Linked DNA regions of Homo sapiens: region 1 is linked to region 2. The links are chromatin loops, found by intact Hi-C in ENCODE. Cell type or tissue: A673. All regions are shown on one strand. Each heading gives the region's core, and the rest is flanking DNA. Links, peaks and the distances in the headings are about the cores only. Region 1 overlaps TMEM117 (transmembrane protein 117). Region 2 has its middle 11 kb from the start of NELL2.

Evidence for each region. Peaks named below come from ENCODE experiments on the same cell type or tissue, not always from the same donor. Only the 100,000 strongest peaks of a DNase experiment are listed, where the experiment ranks them.
Region 1: a loop joins it to region 2, with 6 times the contacts of the local background. A loop is called at or near these places in 2 of 110 quality-filtered maps.

What each region holds. Positions count from the first base shown.
Region 1 is chr12:43,961,779-43,973,796 of GRCh38, reverse strand. All of the region lies in intron 3 of TMEM117 (transmembrane protein 117), which reads right to left. Among named protein-coding and RNA genes, the nearest start is that of TMEM117, 130 kb to the right of the region's middle. In A673, for the core only: no CTCF peak of the experiment used is centred there; a DNase peak (open chromatin) is centred at 4,876; H3K27ac peaks cover 2,837 bases.
Region 2 is chr12:44,881,563-44,893,580 of GRCh38, reverse strand. It overlaps a transcript of NELL2 not described here. Among named protein-coding and RNA genes, the nearest start is that of NELL2, 11 kb to the right of the region's middle. In A673, for the core only: no CTCF peak of the experiment used is centred there; DNase peaks (open chromatin) are centred at 3,550, 4,170, 6,760 and 7,480; H3K27ac peaks cover 7,320 bases.

The DNA.
Region 1 (12,018 bases), core at 1,836-9,835, 920 kb after region 2:
GACTTCTAAATAAGTGTCCCAGAAAGAATTATAACATCTGGGAAACCAGTCCAAAGCCAAGAACCCCAAATTGCTGTAGCAGCTTTGAATACCAGGCTCTTGCAACAGTAAGTATATGATAATCTGAAATTACATGCCATTGCAAAGAGCTGCTGATCTTGTCTCACACTTTCAACCAAATGCAATGACAGTTTCAAAAGCTGCTTATCACCCCTTTGAAAATTCCTTGTACACTCGCAGTTAAGTCATAACCTAATTAAGACTTCTTGGTTTCACCTGTGAGGTTACTCTTTGTAAAGTTCAAAAGCCGAAAATCTTAACTGCTTGGTGTGGCTAAAGTCAAGTAACAAGGGATTTAGAAGGATTTTCTTAAAGAGTGCTCAGCTTAATTAAAAGTGGATATCCAAGTTACAAGTATATTTAAAAGGCCTTTACATTTTTCTCTTCTTGAATCTTATTTTTCTGGAAATTTTTTTCTCCTTCTCAGTCGACTGAATTATTTTTCTCCATTTTTTGTCTTGCCACTCTTAAAGCACACATGAGAGGCCTTAAGATAAATTCTGGTAGCCTGGGACTCCTTGGGAAAAACAAAGGAGGTGTCACAGACCCTATTTTGGGAAAAAACCTGTTTTCAGAAAAAAACCTTTTTTCTTCATGAAACCCTAGGAATTAAAAGCAGAGAGTTCCCTCTCAAAATCATAGGCTCTGTTCTGTTTTACACTGTGTTATCTAAGTTTTTAGTTTTGGGGGTATCAAATTACTTCATATTATGAGAGCTTTGATATGTAACAACTAGGTAGGAAATATACTTTAAAAGATAACTAATAGTTAAGGAGGGATACTTAACTCTTTGTACATTTGAATCACAGAAGCATGCTCTTGGTCACCTGAAAGATATGCAAATGAGAGGTGAAGCCAGCTGGACTTCCTGGGTCAAGTGGGGACTTGGAGAACTTTTCTGTCTTACAAGAGGTTTGTAAAATGTACCAATCAGTGCTCTGTACCTAGCTAGAGGTTTGTAAAATGTACCGATCTGTGCTCTGTAAAAACACAGCCATCAGCGCTCTGTAGCTAGCTAGAGGTTTGTAAAATCCACCAATCTGTGCTCTGTAAAAACGCACCAATCAGCACTCTGTGGCTACCTAGAGGTTTGTAAAATGGACCAATCAGCACACTGTAAAATGGACCAATCAGCGCTCTGTAAAATGGACCAATCAGCACTCTGTAAAACAGACCAATCAGCAGGACGTGAGCAGGGACAAATAAGGAAATAAAAGCTGGCCACCCCAGCCACCAGCGGCAACCCACTTGCATCCCCTTCCATGCTGTGGAAACTTTGTTCTTTCACTCTTCACAATAAATCCTGCTGCTGCTCACTCTTTGGGTCCATGCCACCTTTAAGAGCTGTAACACTCACCGCAAAGGTCCACGGCTTCATTCTTGAAGTCAGTGAGATGAAGAACCCACCGGAAGGAACCAACTCTGGACACAGAAACATCCCCACCCCCCACACTAAGAGATGAGATTCCCATGGGGGATGGGCTGATTACAAAATAAGTTGATTGGCTTTGGGTTGCCTTATTATGAAATGCATGATATGTGCTGTCTTCTCCCATAGTATCTCCTTCCTGTTGGGGATCTAAGATCCAGTATAAAATGGGACCCTTAATTTTGGGGATTTGTCTTTGCCTTCAGCTGTGCCTATTAGGCCCTAACAATGCATGTTATCCTGGCCCTGTTCCTCCAAGGGCTCCACCCTGAAGCCAATAATCCAATTAAGAACTGGCAAATAAAAAAACTTGATTCCACTTATATGAGGTATCTAAAATATTCAAACACATAAAAGCAGGGAGTGCAGTAGTGGTTGCCAGGGGCTGGAGGGATGGGGAACTGAGAAGTTACTAATCAATGAGTATAAGGTTTTCGTTATTCAAGATGATTAGGTTCTAGACATCTGCTATACAACATTGTGCCTACAGTTAACAATAATGCATTGTATATTTTAAAATTTGTTAAGAGGACAGATCTCATGTTAAGTGTTCTTGCCACATAAACAATAATTTTCATCTAGAGTACTGGAGGTGGGAGGGACATGGTGTGCTACATGTTATGATGTGAGTGACACATGGTTCCATGTGAACACACAGAAGAAACATTTTACCTGACCTTAAGGCGTTAGGAAAGTTTTCCCAGAGGAAATGATGTCTAAGCAGAGACCTGAATAAGTATGAGCTTGCCAGGGTATAGGCAGTGAAGGCGTGGAGGGTAGGGGCTGAAGGGGTTTATATCAAGACCTAGAGGTTTGAAAAAGAAAGTCCTCTTCATAGAACTAAAAGAAGTTCACTTTGGATGGAACTTAGCCTTTGGGCAAAAATTACAAAAGAGCAGAATAATGAGATAAGCTGGGGCCGTTACTTAGAGTAGTAAAAGTCACGGGAAGGACTTGGACTTAATTTTGAAGACAATGATAAGTTGTTCAGTGAACAGTTAGAAGCCAGGACATAAATGTTTTAGAGGAATTACCACCACATGAACATATTGAACTAGGAAGGGCAATTGTTGCAGTAATCCAAGAAAGAAATAATAAGGAGAGCATCAGTAAGGTAGGACTAATTAAATGGATTTGAGAGATACTTAGCAGGTAGAATCAATAAGCCTTTGTGATTTACTATATGCATGAGGTAAGGGAGAAGAAAAAAAAGAATGAACAACACACGTAAGTCTGGCCTTAGCTACTGGGTACATAACTGTGCTATTTGTTGATATGGAACAGAGAGGGTGGCAAGGGTAGGGTGAGAGAAGTGAAGAGTTCAATTTTAGACTATCAGGTTGAATACCGTTGACATATTCAAATGGCTGTTTCTAGTAGCTAGTATGATATTCAGCTGAAAAAAAAATCAAGGGTAGACATACATATTTTAGAATCTCCTGCATAAAGACAGTGAATCAAGCTAGAAAGGTAGGTCCATACAAGTAGCCTAACTAGAGTAAGAAAACAAGATTAAAACCCTGAGTGATGAGAGCCCAAAGAAAACTGAAAAGCAGTACAGTAGTCCCCTCTTGTCCACCAATGGACGCCCGAAACCACAGATAATACTGAACCCTATATATACTGTTTTTTCCTATATATACATACCTATGATAAAGTTTAGTTTCTAAATTAGGCAGAGGAAGAACTTAACAACAATACTTTATAATAAAGTAGAGCAGGCCAGGTGCAGTGGCTCATGTCTGTAATCCCAGCACTTTGAGAGGCCGAGCCAGGCGGATCACAAGGTCAGGAGATTGAGACCATCCTGGTTAACATGGCGAAACCCTGTCTCTACTAAAAATATAAAGTATTAGCCAGGTGTGGTGGCAGATGCCTGTAGTCCCAGCTACTCAGGAGGCTGAGGCAGGAGAATGGCATGAACCCAGGAGGCGGAGCTTGCAGTGAGCCGAGATGGAGCCACTGCACTCCAGCCTGGGCAACAGAGCAAGACTCCATCTCAAAAAAAAATTAATAATAAAAATAAATAAATAAAGGAGAGCAATTATAACAACAGGCCACCATCATTACTCTTGCACACTGAGGTCATTATGAAGTAAAATAAGGGTTCCTTGAACACAAGCACTGTTGTACATTGACAGTCAATCTGATAACCAAGACGGTGATAACCGAGACCTGCCTCCTGCATATCCAATGTGGATATGCTGAACAAAGGGATGATTCACATCCCAGGCAGGATGGCACAAGAGTTCATCAAGCTACTAAGAATGACTCACAACTTATAACTTATGAATTCTTCATTTATGGAACTTTCCATTTAATATTCTCAGATCATGGTTGGCCACAAGTAACTGAAACTGCAAAGAAAAACTGGGGATAAGGAGATACTGCTATACCTAGAGGAGAGATTAAAGAGAGGAGGAGAGTGAATGGTGTTAGGAACCAAGGAAATACAGTATTTCCAGGAGGCAGGAATGGTGATAAGTGTCAAGGGATGGAGAGAGAAAGAGGTTAAGGAGAATAATGACTGGGAAGCATCCACTGGATGATTTGACAGAGTCCCTAGGTGACCGTATGGATTTTAGAAACACCCAAGATGATGGCAAGACTTGAAGCAAAGACCAAGACTGTGAGACAGGCACAGAAACCTTTTAGTGAGAGAGAAGGAATATTCAGCAAGTTGCCAGATGACAGAATGGAAGAAGTACAAGTTGAATGCCAGAAGCCTCCAAGGGTTTTCATACGAGGATGAAAATATAATTTTAAATTATTATTATTATTTTTTTGATACAGAGTCTCACTCTGTTGCCCAGGCTGGAGTGCAGTGGTGCGATCTTGGCTCACTGCAACCTCCGCCTCCCAGGTTCAAGCAATTCTCTGCCTTAGCTTTCTGAGTAGCTGGGATTACAGGCACCCGCCCCCATGCCTGGCTAATTTTTTTTTTTTTTTTTAGTAGAGACGGGGTTTCACCATCTTGGCCAGGCTGGTCTTGAACTCCTGACCTCGTGATCCACCCACCTCAGTCTCCCGAAGTGCTGGGATTACAGGCATGAGCCACCGCGCCCGGCCAATTTTAAATTAAGTTTTAAAGGGTTGATAAATCTGTACTGTACACTAACAGATATCTATCACAAACAATATTTTGCTTCTATCTTTTCTTGACAGCAATTAAAGTGCATTTTCTACTTCATTCTGTAAAGTAAAAAGATATTTCTATGGCTCTGTTGTGCTTTCTTTGATTAGTGATACTGTGACATTACCAGCCAAAACAGTTTTATTATATCTTTTTATATTTCCGCTTACAATATAAATCTTACTTCCCAAAGTAAAATTCAAACTCATTTCCTACTAAAAGGACATGCACATAAATCCGCGTGTCACACAAAGCTCATAAGGAAGTGTTAAGTGATTTTAATAAGAATTATTTCCCCATGTGCAGGCTGCAGTAAAAACTGCCAATTCTGGAAACAGTTTTAAATACGGGTACTTTCTCATAAATAACTGAAACAGCATTACACCACTATTCCTAGATTAATGTGGTATATGGCATCTATAATCTGATGACTCTAATAATTTGTATTGTGCTAAAGAGATTTTTTTTTTTTAATTCTGCAAAGGGTTTTAGCTACCCCTATAGCAGAATAGGATGAGATGTAGCCTGGACTTAATCTTCCTTCAGCAGCTTTTCAAGCTGAATATTTACCTTTTTGGAACAAATAACTTAAAAGTTAAGTTATAGACAACAAATCACAGAACTATATAGCCGGAAAAATGGTGTTACCTGCCAATTATTTTTTCCTTTGTCACAAGTAGAACTTAAACCATTCCCAAAAGACAACCATCCATCTGCAGAAGAAATTTGATGAACTCCTTTGTCATGACACTTGATATTGTTGAAAAAGTCAAATATGCAAGATATTCTCCTTGGAGGCTAGTAAGTTCCACTTGGGTGCCATGTGCTACAATTAGGCTAGTCCTTAAAACTGCAAATAAAGACCATACTGACAGACTTGAAAAGAAAGCCGGCTAAAATTCATTGTTCTGTTTACGGTAAGGATGTTGTTAGAAATGTCACTGAAGGTGTTCTCTACATTTTAGAGAATCCTCTTTATGAAAACTCACAGGAAAAATTTGCATTCAATAAGAAAGATCAATAGTGCTTCTCCCAAATATATGCTGTATAATAAATATCATATGTGGTCTCTATGCCTGAGCCTAAGTCTTCTGTTTATTATTTGCTAATATTCTGTGGAACCATTTTAAAGTCCCCCTACCATAAACATAGAAGAAAATATCCAGAAAAACACATGGCAAAAAATAAAATCAGCGCAGAGAATGCAGGAGAGCATAGGAAAAACTCTTATCCTTCACACATAAGGATTTTGTAGCCATTCTGTGTATGTGTGCGTGTCCACACGCACACGCATGTTTCTGTGTATTTTCATCATTCAGAACACACTATTTTATTTTATATGCAGTGCATTAGTTATCCACTGCTAGGGAATAAATTATCACCAAATGTATCAGTTTAAAACAGAAAGCATTCATTATCTCAGTTTCTGTGGGTCAGGAATCAGAGCACAATTTAGCTGGATCCTCTGGCTGAGGATCTCTCAAAAGGCTATAATCACCACATCGGCTGAGGCTATAATCATCTCATGGCTTGATCTGGGAAGGAACTGCTTCCACTCCCTCATGAGGTTGTTGGCAGGCCTCAGGTCCTTCCTGGCTATTATCTGGAGATAGTTGCTTGCCACATAAGCCTCTCCATAGGACGACATACAGACAATGTGGCAGCTTGCTTCCCCCAGAGTAAGGGCTCCCAGAGAGAGGGCAAGAAAGAGCATGCAAGACAGAAGCCACCCTAACCTCAGAAGTAACATGTGGCTGGGTGCAGTGGCTCATGCCTGTAATCCCAGCACTTTAGGAATCCAAGTGGGAGGATCGCTCGAGTCCAGGAGTTCAAGACCAGCCTGGGAAACATGTGAAACCCATTTCTACACAAAATACAAAAAATTAGCTGGGCATGGTGGCACATGCCTGTAATCCCAGTTACCCAGGAGGCTGAGGTGAGAAGATCATTTGAGCAGGAGGTCAAGGCTGTAGTGAGCTGTGACTGCGCCATCGCATTCCAAACTGGGTGACAGAATGACGCCTCACTCAAAAAAAAAAAAAGAAGAAGAAGTAACATGGCATTGCTTTTATCAAATTCTATTCATTAGAAGCAGGATCCACTGGGTTCGACCTATACTTAAGGGGAAAAGAATAAAGGATTGGGCTTAATACCAGGAAGTAGGATCACTGAGACCATCTCAGAGGCTGCCCACTACACAGTTATAGTCATTTCTCACATTCTAGGGACTCTTCTTTAGTCCTATTGAAATCTGAGGCAGGGCATGACAGATTTGCCTTAAGAAAAGTAGAGTTCATTTTAATTTTCTTAAATTATTGTCATGGGCACAGAAAATGCAATCAAATTAGTGAGTTAGTCCTTAATTTGACAATTCTTTTGTCAATCACTAAGACCATTTCTGAGGCTTCACTATGAATATGGATTTCTATGACTTTATTCTTTGCCTAGTAACTCATTCTTAAATAGTCAGCCTGATACAAGTTATTCCTGGAAAAGAGCTTTTATCTTAAAATAATTTCATGTTCTCTATTATTAATAGTACTGAACTTGGCTGCAAATTAGTTACAAGTGAGTATGAAAACTCAGTGTGCATCAAGGTGAAGATTTCCCCTTAGAGTATCCCAAGGTAATTCTCCTTCCCTCCTTATCTCTCTGTTCTCTCCTACTAGCTTTAGGTATGGTGACTATATTTTTAAGTTAGGCATGAACATCATAATCTATGTGTTTTCTTCTGTGTTATTATTAACAGTACTTTCTTTCACTTTCAAAGGTGTCCTCATTTGAATAACAAATTAAAAACCATCCTATTTTTAGGTAATGTTGTGTATTATTTTAATTTATTTATGTTATAGTTTTATTGGGTTTTGTTTCAGGAATTTTAAAGAGTGGAACAGAGGAAGCACCTCTTATCCCCTTCTTTTTCTAGTGGAAAAGGTTTAGATAAAGAGAAAACAGATTGAAAGAGTGAAGTACTCAGCTATTCACAATAGCAAAGACATGCAATCAACCTAGGTGCCTATCAATGGTGGATTAGATAAAGAAAATGTGGTACACATATACCATGGAATACTACGCAGCCATAAAAAAGAATGAGATCACGTCCTTTGCAGCAACATGGGTGCAGCTAGAGGCCATTCTCCTAAACGAGTTAACAAAGGAACAGAAACCCAAATACCACTTGTCCTCACTTTTAAGTGGGAGCTAAACATTGAGTATACATGGACATAAAGATGGCAACAGTAGACATTAGGGACTACTAGCAGGTGGAGAGATGGAGTGGGGCTAGGGTTAAAAAACTAACTATTGGTTACTACGCTCACTACCTGGGTGACAAGATCAATCATACCCGAAACCTCAGTGTCACGCAATACCATGTAACAAACCCGCACATGTACCCCCTGAATCTAAAATAAAAGTCAAAATTATAAAAAGAAAAAATAGTGAAGTGCTCATTGCTTACTCTTCCTAATCTCAGTCCAAGCAGTGGTGTACATTTGACATATATTTAATGAAAGCAAAAAAAGGCTCAGACCATTAAGCAGAATTCGAACAGATACATTTGGCAAGGATACAATATGCCTAAGGACAATATCAAACAGAAAGTAAACAACATTTACAGAAAAATATGAGCAAGCCTGTTTTGACTCCCTCTTGAACCTTTTGGGCAGATGAGAACTTTCTGGGTAACTCTAAGAGAGACAGAGTAATCCACGGACAGGTGGCTCTAATCCAAGCCAATTTGCACAGGTTACAATTTTCCAGTCTAGTGCTTCCTCTGGGCTGTGATGGAAGACCTCATAGAGATATACAATCACATGACTTACTGTCTACCCTGACTTCAACCAAGATCAGGAGAAATGCATGTGATGTGTGGGGCTCTGCTCAGAAAATGTCAAGATAAGGCTCAACTTAATTCTTTTCCTTATTTTCTTTTTAACTCAAATTCGTCCCTTTATGACCTCATCCTTTGCCTTCAGCAAACTCCTAACTTACCCAGAAGTAGGAGCTGACTTGAATGCGTATGTCTCTACTGCCAATTATTACCTCACTCACACTGTAACATTACTAGCATAGAAAGGGAGCCCTGTTACTAGGGCAACCAGGACGAGTGCAAAAGTTCAGCCACAGTTGGAGCCTCTATTTTAAATGATCAAATTCCAACTGTGTTCTTGACTTATTTTAAATTTGTAGACATAAGAAGGTATAACATTTTATAATTCCTCTGACTTATTATACATGTTTTATCCATATCTCCATAAAGTTCTGTTGACCTGTTCCTTTTCTTCGAAATTCAATAACTTAACTAATTTATTTCTATTAACTAAGGATGACATTCGAAGTATTTAGAACCAAAATGGCATAAGAAGTACCAATCAGAATGAATGTAGTGACCGTATCAGAATGTATACAGTACTAATTATAGATAAGAACCCAACCAGAGCGTAGTAGCCACCAGTCAGTCCAATGTCTAACTAATCCTGACATCTTACCTTCCTCATGAAATAGATTTCTCCTCTGTTCAATTATTGCACACTTATCCTGACTGGCCAACTGGTATCACTATGACGTATAGTTGGAAAAAGAACTAGATTTTGATGTGAAATGCATCCACACCTTTTATGTCAAGCCATAGATGGGATGATTTTTTAAATATTCTATATATTTCCTTCATAGGAAGAAGGACATTGTGTGTTAGAAGGTGGAGAAGAATTTTAGGAAAGAGAAGTAGGAAAGAAGTAGGAAAGAGAAATTTTAGGAAAGAGATCAGGAAGTATATAATCCCTTTCTAGTTGAGAGGTAGGAGTGGTCTCATGTAGTAGTCTGTAGAGTTGTTCCTGAAAATGCTTCTGGTTCTCCCCCTCCCAGGCCCATGCACTTACCATGCCCTTGTGCTTGGGTGGAGCCAAATAATTAGTTCTTATCAGAGTGTGAGCAGAAGTGATTTATGTCACTTCCAGGCAGAATGTTCAATTACTGACTGCTCTGAGACCTCCCCGAGAGCTACTAGCAACCTTCCACATTACAACTGCTATTTCAGCCTTGATCCCAGAGAGACAGCGACAAGCAGTAGAGCCCTCCAGCTGACTCACAATGAAAATGTAGTGAGAGCAAGAAATAAACTTTGTTGTTTCAGACCACTGAGATGTTGGATTTGCTTGTTACTGAGGCATAATCTAACCTATCCTGATTGATACATATTAGTTTTAAGTGCTTATCATTGAGGTCTCCTGTTTACTCTCCTAATTCTGAGATACTTAGTTCAATGGCTGGGAGTCTGTAAACTCTCTCACATTGTACACAAAATTTGGGAGGCTGGAGGAAGTGGGTCCATGGAGTTCATTAAATTCTCCAAAACTCCTGACTTTAGCTCCATCTTATTGCTAATTCCTAAGTAATCCATGAGTTTAGACTATTACCACAAATGACAATCTTAATGACTTGGATCTCCAATCATGCCAACCTTGACTTGCATCTTCTAGTCCTAAATTCTTACCTTGCCTTTGTAAGCCATCATCACTCATTGTATGGCTATGACAAAATGTGTCAATGTCCTACTTCTTGAACCAACTCTGTTTGATGTCAGGGAAATCTGTCTTTAAACTACAGCTAGAGCTGAAATTTCCTAGCTCATCTCTTTTCTGCTGAGCCCTGTATTAACTTGACAGCATCCCAACAGAAATAACACATCTGTTGCTCCTTTAAGATCTATTCTATGAAATGTTGTTGATGTCTCAGTTTTATGAACTATATCTCCACACACTTAAGATGCCTCTGTAGGGTTCAAAATGTATCTCTTTGTTACTCATAACTTTTTATCATCAGTGATTTATTTTGGATACTCAGCTGTAAGTTTGTACATCAAATTCTCTAATAAAAGTAAAATGCTTTAATAACTAGATTTTATTACCTAATAATGGATATTACACATACACATAGAGATATATATATAGTGTATACTAGAATACATTAAGTAATATATTTAAAATATAATTTATAATATATTTAAAATAACAGAATATGCATATGTAGCTGTATTAACCATATTTAAGCAATCAAATATTGACGCAACATTGAAATCTGAGGCAATACTGAAGCAATAAAAACCAATTGTTTTTTGCTAAAAGAATATAAGCATCTTATATGTGATATATATATAATTTCCTATTACTATATAGGATGCTGAATAATGTATGCTTTTCAATATGCCTAGGAACTATCCTCCTAATTTTTTTTTTTTTTAAACGGAGTCTCAGAGTCTTGCTCTGTCACCCAGGCTGGAGTGCAGTGGTGCAATCTCGGCTCACTGCAAGCTCTGCCTCCTGGGTTCACACCATTCTCCTGCCTCAGCCTCCCAACTAGCTGGGACTACAGGCGCCCGCCGCCATGCCTGGCTAATTTTTTTTGTTTTCGTATTTTTAGTAGAGACAGGGTTTCTTCACGTTAGCCAGGATGGTCTCTATCTCCTGACCTCGTGATCCGCCCACCTCGGCCTCCCAAAGTGCTGGGTTTACAGGTGTGAGCCACGTGCCCGGCCCCTCCTAATCTTTTAAAATATGTATTTTAGGGAGAGAGAATTAAACTATGTAGGCTACAAAATATATATCAAAATCCAATACTTCCCTTTCTTCATATTTTGTTTTTATTTTATTGATCTTCTATTGTAAATGACATAAAGTGGTGGTTCTTAAAATTAAATAAGGATATTAATTTAGTATGTTACTTAAATCAGTATCAGTCTTTGAGTGTCCCAATTCTAAAGAACTTTACTATTGTAAATATTTTGCTCTTTCAAGTCCCATAATCCCACATCTTCTGACACTAACTTAATTATGTTATGCATATTTGCTTCTCCAGAAAAAAAGAAAAAGTAGAGTGTCAGGGTACCCTGGTGGTAGCCTAAAGGCAAATGAAATAGAGAAAAGTTAACCAATTCCAATGTGATGCTCTTCTTAAGAAAGCACAGGCAGCTTACTTAAGTCCACTATGAAAAAAAGTATTACCTTCCTGACCTGGTACCAGAACGGTAGAAGAGTTTGTAGACATTCCTAACTCAGGAGCAAGGATAATGTATAACAGTTGTACTGTCACTGATGCTACCTTAGGAGGGAAATATTTAAATATTAAAATATTTTCTTAATAGGACTCTGTTAACTGTTTTCATCAATTCCTCAAGAATAACTATGGAGTTAATAACAAATAGGATAACCTGCCACAGAAATATCACTTTCTCAGATGGTGCTGGGCGATCTCTTATTAATTTATTAAATCAGACTATATAACTTTTGGTAAGCCTTGAAACCTCAGGCTATCAATATACATCAATTTTCCATGACTAGAAAGTAATTATTTCCTACATACTCACCACTGGGAAGAAGGAACTCAGATAGATCTAAAG
Region 2 (12,018 bases), core at 3,262-11,261:
AACTCTCCCTCTACCCTCTCTGAGTGGTAAAGAGATACCAAGCAGATCCCAGAAATACTTAATTTAGCTGTGTTTAAAATAATGCTAACACTTGTTAGTTAAGTGAGGACTGATCCTATATGTGAAATTATTATTGGCAAAATCATGATTATGTGATTATACATATATTTCTAAATATGTTAAGGGTTAATTTGGCTATGTTTTATTTAGAATAATAAAATTTCAGAATTGAAAATGACTTGATGTATTAACTTTATATCTGATAGAGAAAATTGGAGAGAAAACTGAGGCTCAAAGGGTTCTATAGAAAGAACTGATTAAGAATTTGGGTGTTGGAGTCAGAGATTGGAGTTCTGCTGCCACAAACCAGGAAATTCCTGGGTCTGCCAGAGGCAGGAAGAGGCAAGTGAGGATCCTTCTCTAGGGGCTTCACAGGGAGCATGATTCTACCATTACCTGATTTCAGACTTCTAACCTCCAGAATTGTAAGATAATAAATTTCTGTTGGGTTAAGCCACCCAGTTTGTGGAAATTTGTTATGGCAGCCCTAGGAAATGACTATGTGGACTGATAGAGTATTGTGAATCACAGTTTCTTTGGTATGTGAATTTCCAAATGAGTTTAAATAACATCCTCTGTAGGATTATGATTTTTTTTAATAGTTTGGATCTTGGGATCAGATTGTTAAAATAAATGCAAAGCTCAATTGTGCTCCTTACTGATGTTGAATTGTGCTCCTTACTAATGTTGAATTTGGTTTCTTTTTTTTTTTTTTTTTTTTTTGAGACAGAGTCTCGCTCTGTCGCCCAGCCTGGAGTGCAGTGGTGCGATCTCGGCTCACTGCAAGCTCCGCCTCCCGGGTTCACGCCATTCTCCTGCCTCAGCCTCCCGAGTAGCTGGGAGTACAGGCGCCCACCACCACTCCTGGCTAATGTTTTTGTATTTTTAGTAGAGATGGGGTTTCATCATGTTAGCCAGAATGGTCTTGATCTCCTGACCTCGTGATCTGCCTGCCTCGGCCTCCCAAAGTGCTGGGATTACAGGCATGAGCCACTGCGCCCAGCCCTGGTTTCTTCATCAGTAATAGTTTGATAAGAAGAAGATTTACCTTATAGGGCTATTTTTGATGATTGTTTAAAGGAAATGATCCATGAAAACTTTTAAGCACAGAGCTTGAAAGCTGGTAAGCACTTTATATGGGTTAGATATTATTATGATAATCATGATGCTAGTAGCATGGTGGTGGTGATGGAGAAGATTCTTTGACCTGCCCAGTTGGACAGTAACAGAATTGGAAGTAGAAGCCTGGGATGCTGTCTGTCACTCTGATGGCATTTCTACCTCTACTCAAGTCATCCCAGTAAACTGTTCACTCTTGCACCTTCATATATTGATCTTCACATAATGATTTCATTTTCAAATGCTCATATCTTTAAAAAGATGTAAGGAAATTCTACTCCCAACCATGCACATATTCTCTCAGCTGGGTGACAGCCTCTCAACTTCACCAGATGTCTTGCCCAGTGTGAAACAATCACCAGGCTTAGAAAGGAAACCATAGCACCATGAATATACTGTTGGAATAGGCTCATTTCATTACTGTGATGTGTTTGAAAACAAGTCCTCAGTCTTTAAATTATAGGCTACTTTACTCATACAGTTGATAAATATATTTGCATAATTAGCAAAACATATTGTTCTGAGATCCTCTCAAGGCAGGGGATGGAACCATATTCTACCCAATTAAATAAGAGGAGAGAGAGGAAATTCCATTTCAACTTGATTAAACAAATATGCATGCATTGAGCTCCAATTTTCTGCCTGATGTCATGCTTGGCCCTTAATCATATGACTAAGGTAGACTCAAGCTCTGTTCTTACAGTAGAGCTTTCAGTCTAGTGGGAAAGGTAGAAAAATCCCTTTTCTATACAGAATCATGACCCACAGGAGGAAAAAAAATCAGTGTTACAAATAAAGAGAAAAAATTTAAAGAGAATAACATCTAATCACTTTAAAAATTAAGAATGAACAAAAATTCAATAATACAACAATGACAATAACATGGAAGATCTTAACTTGTAAGGAACATGGCCCCATTGGGTCCGAGCTCCAGCAGTGGTAGTTTCTGAGCCGAGAGCAGAGGACCCTTTATGGGGACATCCTGCAGAAGAACTACAAGAACATTATTAGAAGGTGCATATTGCATGTGAATCTGCTAGGGATTGGAGTGTGGATAATTTTAGCAAGATCTGCTCCCATGGCCTTAGGTATCATCACTGGTATAGTCCAGACCTCTCTTCTGGGTGCCAGTCTATTTGAAATTGTTATTTGGATAGCTGGTAGGCCTAGTAAACTCAAAAAGCTGTAGCCATAATGGCAGGGCATGGAGAACAAGTATGGTGTCCTCTGAGTGAAGAACACCTCAGAAGGGGGCAGATGACCAAATAGTAGGGGTTAATTTGGACACCAGTAGCATATCTTAACCTGGAGGGGCAGCGATAGAGAAGGTGCCTTTTCCACTACTAGTAGTCATAATGAAATGTATGAACCCTGCTGGGTGCGGTGGCTTACGCCTGTAGTCCTAGAACTTGGGGATGCCGAGGCGGGTGGATCACCTGAGGTCAGGAGTTCAAGACCAGCCTTGCTAACATGATGAAACCCTGTCTCTACAGAAATACAGAAATTAGCCTGGCATGATGGCGGGTGCCTGTAATCCCAGCTACTCAGGAGGCTGGGGTGAGAGAATCGCTTGAACCCAGGAGGTGGAGATTGCGGTGAGCCAAGATGCCACCATTGTACTCCAGCCTGGGTGACAGAGTGAGACTCTGTATCAAAAAAAATAAAATAAAATAAAATAAAAAAATAAAGAAAATAAAGAAAAATAAATGTGTGAACCCTTGGGGGCAATGATATGGGGGGAGAAAATTTTGAACTGGTTTTAAACTGGAGGTGACCTGAAAAAAACATAGACGTGATTGACTAAGCCTGGAATTCACTAGATTAAGTTTTCTAACAACTTTTAAAGGAGACAGCTATAGAGAAGGGGTTTAGAGAATGAACTCTGGAGTCACCTCCACAAATACCTCTTGAATAAATGAATAAAGTTGGAGAACAAGGCTTAAGAGCTACTCTGAAATTAATTAGTTGCGTGATTTTGAACAAATTACTTGACTTGTCTGTGTCGTGGTTTGCAAAATGAGAACTTTACATGCTTTTCTATTATATGATCCTAAATGATGGCCAGTCTTCCCGGCAAGTCCTGTACTTAGCGCTGTGAATACTAAGAGTCAGCCTGTATAGGGAAAGGATAAGGATGACCTGAACAGCACCTGTGCCACTCCCACATTTATTTTCTTGCTCACTCAGCAGCTCTTTCTTTATGTTTGCATTCTCAGCTCCAGCCTTTGGCCAAGACTGTCAAGCTGGAGATAGAGGGAGGCTCTAGCAGAGTGACGGAACTCTAGGGGCATTTATTCCTGTCAGAGGACTAAATGATACATGTGAACAGACACTTTGGCTGAACTAATGCTGAATCTGGATCCCTGCCAGCCTTTTTAGATACTAACATAAGCTTATCCCTGTTCTCAAGACATGCATTTGGGAAACCCGGCCTAAGATTTCCATCTAGCAACTACATGTTCATCAAAAAGAAGATTCTAATGGCAGTAGCTGAGCACTAGCAATAATTATGTGATGAGTCAGGAAAGATTTTGAATTATTGCATCCTGAGGACTGAACTTAATAAATTTTCTTTAAGGTGTGGACTACGTATAGCCTTAGAAAAAGAGAATTATTTTTGACGGTAGCAGAGGCAGAATAAAATAAAAATCTCCCTTTGAAAATGGAATTTTTAATGACTGCTATATTTATTGTTTATGGATTTAAGTTTACAGGCTGAAGAGAAAAAAATCTGATATAAGTAAAGCCGATTTCTGGATATCACTAAGAATATTCTGGTATTTAGCCTTTCACGTTAACAGTCACTTGTCCCCTAATGATAGGCAAAGCCCTATCTTTTAATAGAAAACCTTAAACAGGACCAGAAGCCAGCTCACCGGCTGGGTCCATGTGGATGCTTCATTCTATTCAGATGAACATTAAGTACCGTAGTGTATTGAAAAAGCAGCCAATGCTCACTCTGCTTGTCTATTGGCAGTTAAAAATAAGGGCTGCATGGTGGGATAAGCTTTTGAACTGATGACTCATGGCTCTTGAAGACTAATGCATATGATAAGCCAGTAAGTCAGTCCTGTGCCCGGAATGCTGTATATATTTTTCTAACCAGTAAAGGTCACTAGTGCTATTTGGTAAACCTTATTCACATTTTCAGTTCTCTTACAGTGCTGTTTGGTAAACCTTATTTACATTTCCAGTTCTCTTTTCCTTGCCTATTCCTATGGTCTGATTTAAATTACCATTATTTGGCCTCACAAAGAGGGAGTGATAAAAATAGGCCAATCCTGATGTGGCATAGTTTAAGGTCACAACAACAGGAAGAACTGGCATTCATGTACAGCATGGCAATGTAGACTTGACCCCCAGCAGTCCTTGGGTAGATAGGCATTAGTTATTATGCAACTCTGATAACAGGTGCAGGGAATTTGTGTCTGGCTTAGGAAAGCAGGGACAGGGACTCGACCCCAGAGCTCCTAAGTTCCAAACTCCTTTCTTTTTACTATGTTGCTTTTAGAACTGTGTTTGAAGCAATACTTCTCTTATTTATTTATTTATTTTTTTTTTATTTTATGGCAGTTGTATCATGATTCCACATTCACACAACATTCTTTGGTGAATACGAAGAATGTTGACTAAAACCTAATCCCCTCCCATGTTCCAAATAGGTCATCTCTTATACTTCCTATTGTCGACACGTGAATAAGAATATGATTTGTATGGAAAGCCACCTTTGCTATAAAATTATTTTATCCCGCTTACTATTCCTTTTTATATCATACCTAATCATTCCCAGTTTGATATATTGCTTCTTAATTTTAATTTTTTTTCTTTATTTTTAGGTTTTACAGTTTGTTGATGTACAGTTATTCATTATAGTCTCTAATCATTCTTTGCATTTCTGTTGTCTAATTTGTTATGTCCCCTTTTTCATTTCCGATTTTATTTATTTGGGTCTTCTCTCTTTTTTTCTTAGTCCAGGTGAAGGTTTGTCAAATAGTTTAACTTTCAAAAAAAAAAAAAAAACCAACTGTTCATTCATCACAGAATTAGATAAAATCCTAAATTTATTTAGAACCACGAAAGACCTCAAATAGCTAAAGTAATCCTTAGCCGAAAGAACAAAACCAAAGGCATCACAATACCTGACTTTAAAATTTGCTACAAAGCTATAGTAACCAAATCAGCATGATACTGGCATAAAAACAGATACATAGACCAATGGAACAAAGTAGTGGACCCAGATATAGATTCACACATTTTGAGCCAATTCATCTTCAACAAAGGTGCCAAGAACATACAATGGGGAAAAGACAGTCTTCAATGAGTGGTTCTGGGAAAATTGGGTAAACATATGCAGAAGATTGAAACTAGTCTGCTATCTCTCACCATACACAAAAATCAAATCATATCAAAATGGATTAAAGGCTTAACTCTAATACTGAAACTATGAAACTACTAGAAGAAAACATTAGGCCAATGCTCCAGGATATTGGTCTCAGCAAAGAGTTTTTGTGTAAGACCTCAAAAGCACAGAGAACCAAAGCAAAATTAGACAAATGGGATTGCATCAAGCTAAAAATCTTCTGCACAGCAAAGGAAACAATCAACAAAACGAAAGAGACAACCCACAAAGTGGGAGAAAATATTTGCAAAGTACCCACCTGACAAGGGATTAATAACCAGAATATAAGGAGCTCAAACAACTCAATAGCAAAACAACAACAACAAAAACAACAACAACAACAACACACACACACACACACACACAATAATCCCCCCAAACCCCAAATAATTTGATTAAAAAATGGGTAAAAATCTGAACAGACATTTCTCAAAAGAAGACACACACATGACCAATAGGTATATGAAAAAAATGCTCAACATCACTAATCACCAGATAAATGCAAAATTCTGATGAGATTGGTGTCTCCCCCCAGTTAAAACGGCTTTTATAAAAAAGACAGGCAATAATGGATGCTAGTGAGGATATGGAGAAAGGGGAACCCTTGTATACTCTTGGTGGAAATGTAAATTACTACGGCCACTTTTGAGAAAAGTATGGAGGCTTCTCAAAAAACCAAAAATAAGGGCCAGATGCAGTAGCTCACACCTGTAATCCCAGCACTTTGGAAGGCCGAGGCAGGAAGTTCGCTTAAGCCCAGGAGTTCGAGACCAGCCGGTGGAATATAGTGAAATCTCATTGCTAAAACAAGCAAACAAACAAACAAAAACTAAAAAAGAGCTGCCATATGATACAGCAATTCCACTACTGGCTATTTATCCAAGAGAAAGGAAATCAATATATCAAAAAGGCATACGCACTCCCATGCTCATTCAGCACTATTCACAGTAGCCAAACTACGAATCAAACTAAGTGTCTATCACTGGATGAATGGATGAAGAAAAGGTAGTATATGTACACATGCAATAATATTCAGTAAATAGGAGGTAATTATGTGAAGTAGAATCAGCCAAACACAAAAAGATTAATATCGCATGTTGTCACTCATATATGGGAGCTAAAAAAAAATAGATCTCATAAAGACAGAGATTATATTGTTGCTTATCAGAGGCTGGGAAGTTTAGCGGGGAGGGGAGGATGAAGAGAAGTTGATTAATGGTACAAATATATGATTGGACACAAGAAATAAGACTTAGTGTTAACATAGATCAGTAGGGTGACTATAGTTTACAATAATCTATTGCACATTTCAAAATAGCTAGAAGAGAATAATTTGGATGGTTCTAACATAAAGAAAATGCAAATATTTAAGATGATGGATATTCCAATACACTTATTTGATCTTTACAAATTATATGAGTGTATTAAATTATCTCATATACCTCAAAACTATGTACATCTATTATGTATTAATTTTAAAAAAGTGCAAAAAATAAATATTTTGCCTATCTTTTTTAATTGAATTTTTTGGTCCTACTGAATTATAAGAGTTATTTATATAATCTGAATACAAGTCCTTTAATATTTTGTCCTATTTTATTGCTTGACTTTTAATTTTCTTGATGGTATCTTTCAAAAAGCTAGAAGTTTTTAATTTTGATGAAGTATAATTTCTCGATTTTTTCTTTTGATATATGTGCATTTTGTGTCCTGCTTAAGAAATCTTTGCCTAACCCAAGTCACAACAATTTTATTCTAAAAGTTTTATAGTTTTAGCTTTTACACATAAGCTTATAATCCACTTTAGGTTAATTATTGTGTATGATGCAAGATAAGATGAGGATTCTCTCCCTTTCTTCCTTCCTTCCTTCCTTCCTTCCTTCCTTCCTTCCTTCCTTCCTTCCTTCCTTCCTTCCTTACTATATGGATGTTCCATTGTTCTGGCATCATTGTTCAAAAGATTATCTTTTATCCATTGAAAAATCTTGATATCTTTGTAAAAAATCAATTAACCATTATATATATATATGTCTATTCCTATGCTCTTTACTTTATTCCATTAATTTTTATGTCTAGCCTTATGCTAAAACTATACTGTCTTGATTTCTATAGCTTTATAGTATAGTATTGAAGTCAGATACTGTGAATCCTCTGATTTTACTCTTTTTCAAAAAAATTTTTGGCTTTTCTGTTTTCTTTGATTTTTCCATATAAATTTAAAAATCAGCTTATTAATTGCTACAAAATAGCCTGCTGGGATTTTTATTGAGATTTTCTTGAATCTTTATATCAATATGAAGATAATTGATATCTTAACAATAAGAACTATATGTATCTGTGAGCACGTAGATCTTTTTATCCACTTAGGTATTTTTTAATTTCACTCAGCAAAGTTCTATAGTTTTTTGTGTAAAATCTTGCCTGTATTTTATTTTTCTTCATAAGTATTTCATGTTTTTTAATGCTGTTATAAATCATATATTTTTTAAATTGTATTTTTAATTATTTCTTGCTAGGATATACAAATAGAATTGATTTCTGTATATTGACTTTGTATTCTGCAACCTTGCCAACCCACTTACTAGTTGCAGTAGCTTTCTCACATATGCTTTGGGATTTTTTAAAGGTAGATGACCATATCATTTAGGGAAAACATTTATTTCTTCCTTCTCAATGTGAAGAACTTTTATTTCTTTTTAATTTTAATTTTTAATTTTTTTTTCTGAAACATAATCTTGCTTTATCTCCCAGGCTGGAGTGCAGTGGCATGATCTTGGCTTATTGCAACCTCTGTCTTTTGGGTTCAAGCAATTCTTCTGCCTCAGCTTCCCAAGTAGCTGAGATTACAGGTGCTCACCACCATGCCTGGCTTGTATTTATATTTTTATTAGAGACAGGGTTTCACCATGTTGGTCAGGCTAGTCTTGAACTCCTGACCTCAGGTGATCCGCCTGCCTCAGCCTCCCAAAGTGCTGGGATTACAGGGGGGAGCCACCACACCCAGCTGTTTTACTTCTTTTTATTGCCTCATTGGATAGACTGAATATAATCTCCAATACAATGTTGCCTCATTAGATGTATATTTTTAAGTTCTCTTTATTAGATTGAAGAAGTTCCCTTTTATTTTGCTTTGCAGTGAATTATTTATTTTAATGTGACTAGGTGTTGAATTTTGTCAAATCATTGTTTTCATCAGTGGATATAATCACGTTTTTCCTTCTTTAGGTTGTAAATGTGCTGAATTATCTTGATTGATTTTAAAATATTTTATCAACCTTGCATTTCTGGAATGAACCCCACCTTGTTGTAGTTTATTATCCTTTCTATATATTGCCAGATATAACTTAATAATATTTTGTTTAGGATTTCGTATGTTCCAAAGGTAAATTTAGAGTCTATGTTCTAGTTTTATTTTCTGTTATGTAACTGTCTTTGTCTGGTTTTGGCTAATGTCATACGAAAAGTTGGGAAGTGTTTCCCTTTCCTTTATTTTCTGGAATATTTGTGTAAAATTGCTATTAATTATCCTTTAAATGTGGTGGAATTTAGTGTTGAAACTAGATAAGACTAGAGATTTTTATTGATTATGAAAGAGGAATGTAGATGTTTCCAAATGGAATTGTGGATCTGTCTACTTCTTCTTTCAGTTCTATTACTCTTTCTCCAGGTAAATGTTTCATACATTTTGATGCTTTGCTGTTAGGTGCATATATACTTAGGATTGTTGTGTCTTAATTGTGAACCCTTTTGTTATTCTGTAATGTACCTCTTTCTTCCTGATAATTTTTTGTACTCTAAAGTTTGCTTTTTCTGACATTCACATATGACATTCAACTTTCTTTTGATTCATGTTTACCTAGTATATATATTTTTATATATTTTTAATCCTTTACCTTTAACTTACCTCATTATATTTGAAGTAGATTTCTTTTTAATAACATATAGTGGGATTATATTTTTCAAATTCCTTCTGATGAGTTCAGTCTTTTAATTGTTATGATTAGACCACTTGTATTTAAGGCAATTATTGACTCGTTTGGATTTTGGCCTACCATTTTATTGTTTCCCTTTGTTCTTTCTATTTTCTGTTCTATCTTAACTATTTCCTGCTTTCTTTCAAGTTATTTAAATATTTTTAGAATTCCATTTTACCTGTTGTATCTCTTAACTATATCTTTATTATATTATAGGATTTTGGGTTGGTGCTCTAGAGAATTATGATATACATACTTCACTTTTTATCATCTACTTAGAGTTCATATGTTATTACTTCAATTGGAATGTGGAAACCTTACCATTATATCGGTCCCTTTATTCTCATATCTTTATGTTGTGTTTGTCTTATGTATTAAATCTACATATGTTAAAACTCCATTAGATAATTTAAAAACATTTTCTTTCAATCATTGTGGTAGCCAGGAGAATGGAGTCCCAAAGATGTCTACAACCTAATCCCTAGAACCTGTGAATGTGTTACTTTACATAGCAAAGAGACTTGAACATGTGATTAAGGCAAAGGGTCTTCAGATGGGGAGACTATACTGGATTATCCAGGGGGTCCTAATCTAAAAATATAAATCCTTAAAAGCAAAGGCCCTTTCTAAACTGTAGTCAGAGAACCAGAGAGAGTGTAGTGTGAGAAAGACTTTGCCTGCTGTTGCTGGATTGAAGATTGAAGGAGGGGGCAATGAGCCAAGGAATGCAGACACCCTGTAGAAGTTAAAAAAGGTATAGAAATAGATTCTTCCCTAGAGTCTTCAGAGTGAAGCTTAGTCATGCCAATTCTTTGATTCTAGCTTGGTGAGTCTGGTGTCAGGCTTATGGCCTTTGGATTTATAAAATCATAAATTTGTGGGCCAGGTTCAGTGGCTCACACCCATAATCCTAGCATTTTGGGAGACCAAGGCAGGTTGATCACTTGAGATAAGGAGTTCAAGATCAGCCTGGCCAACATAACACCCTGGCTCTACTAAAAATCCAAAAAAAAAAAAAAAATTGTCTGGGCATGTTGTTACATGCCTGTAGTCTCAGTTACTTGGGAGGCCAAGGCAGGAGAATTGCTTAAGCCCAGGAGGCAGAGATTGCAGTGAGTTGAGACTGCACCACTACGCTACAGTCTGGGTGACAGAAGGAGACTCTGTCTCAAAAAAAAAAAAAAAAAAAAAAAAGGTATATAGCCAGGCATGGTGGCTCACGCCTGTAATCCCAGCAGTTTGGGAGGCTGAGGTGGGTGGATCACCTGGGGTCAGGAGTTTGAGACCAGCCTGGCCAACATGGTGAAACCCTGTCTCTACTAAAAATACAAAACTTAGCCAGGCCTGGTGGTGCCTGCCTGTAATTCCAGCTACTCGGGAGGCTGAGGCAGGAGAATTGCTCGAACTCGGGAGGTGGATGTTGCAGTGAGCTGAGACGGTGCCACTGCATTCCGGCCTGAGTGACAGAGTGAGACTCCATCTCAAAAAAATAAGGATATATATGTATGTGTGCGTGTGTGTGCGTGTGTGTGTATATGTGTGTGTATGTATATATACACATATGTATATATGTTGAAAATACATATATACACGTATGTATGTATACTTTCAACATATATACATATGTGTATATGTATACACGTATGTATGTATATTTTCAACATATATACATATGTGTATATATATATACATACATATATATGAATCTGTGTTGTTTTAATCCACCAAAGTTGTGGTAATTTGTTACCGCAGCAATGGAAAAATAATATAACCATCAAACATATTTTACAGTACTCAAGAATAGTATATTTTTTAACCCAGATATTTGCCACTTCTACTCTTCATTCCTGATATGCTGTTATCTTTATGGTATTATTTCTCTTCTGCCTGAAGAAATTTCTTTAGCAATAATTTTAGAGTAGGTCTATTGGCAATCAGTTTTTAAAGATTTTCTTTATCTGAGAATGTTTTTCTTTCATATTTATTCCTGAAGGGTATTTTCAACAGATAGAGAATTCTGGGATGACAAAATTCTTTGGACACTTAGAAAAAAAAATTCCACTTTTTTGTGGCCTCCATGGTTTGCATTCATTCAAACTGTTGTTTCCCTATATGTAATGCCATTTTTTCTTGTTGCTTTTAGGATTTTTTCTTCTCTATTGATAGTTCCATTTTTCTATTGTTTTCAGCACTCTGGTTATGGATTCCTATAAGTGTATCCTGTTGAAGTTTGCTGAGCTCCTTGAATCTGTAAGTTTATGTCTTTTGCCAAATTTGAGACATCTTAGAACATTCTTTCTTGATTAACAACAACAACAAAATGTCTGCACTCTTTCTTCTCCCCTTTTGGAATTCTGATGACATTTTCTTTTCGTTTTGTCCCACAGGTTCCTGTGACTATATTCATTTTTTAAAAAAAGTCTTCTCCCTTTTGTTCAGATTGGGTAATTTTAATTGATCTGTCTT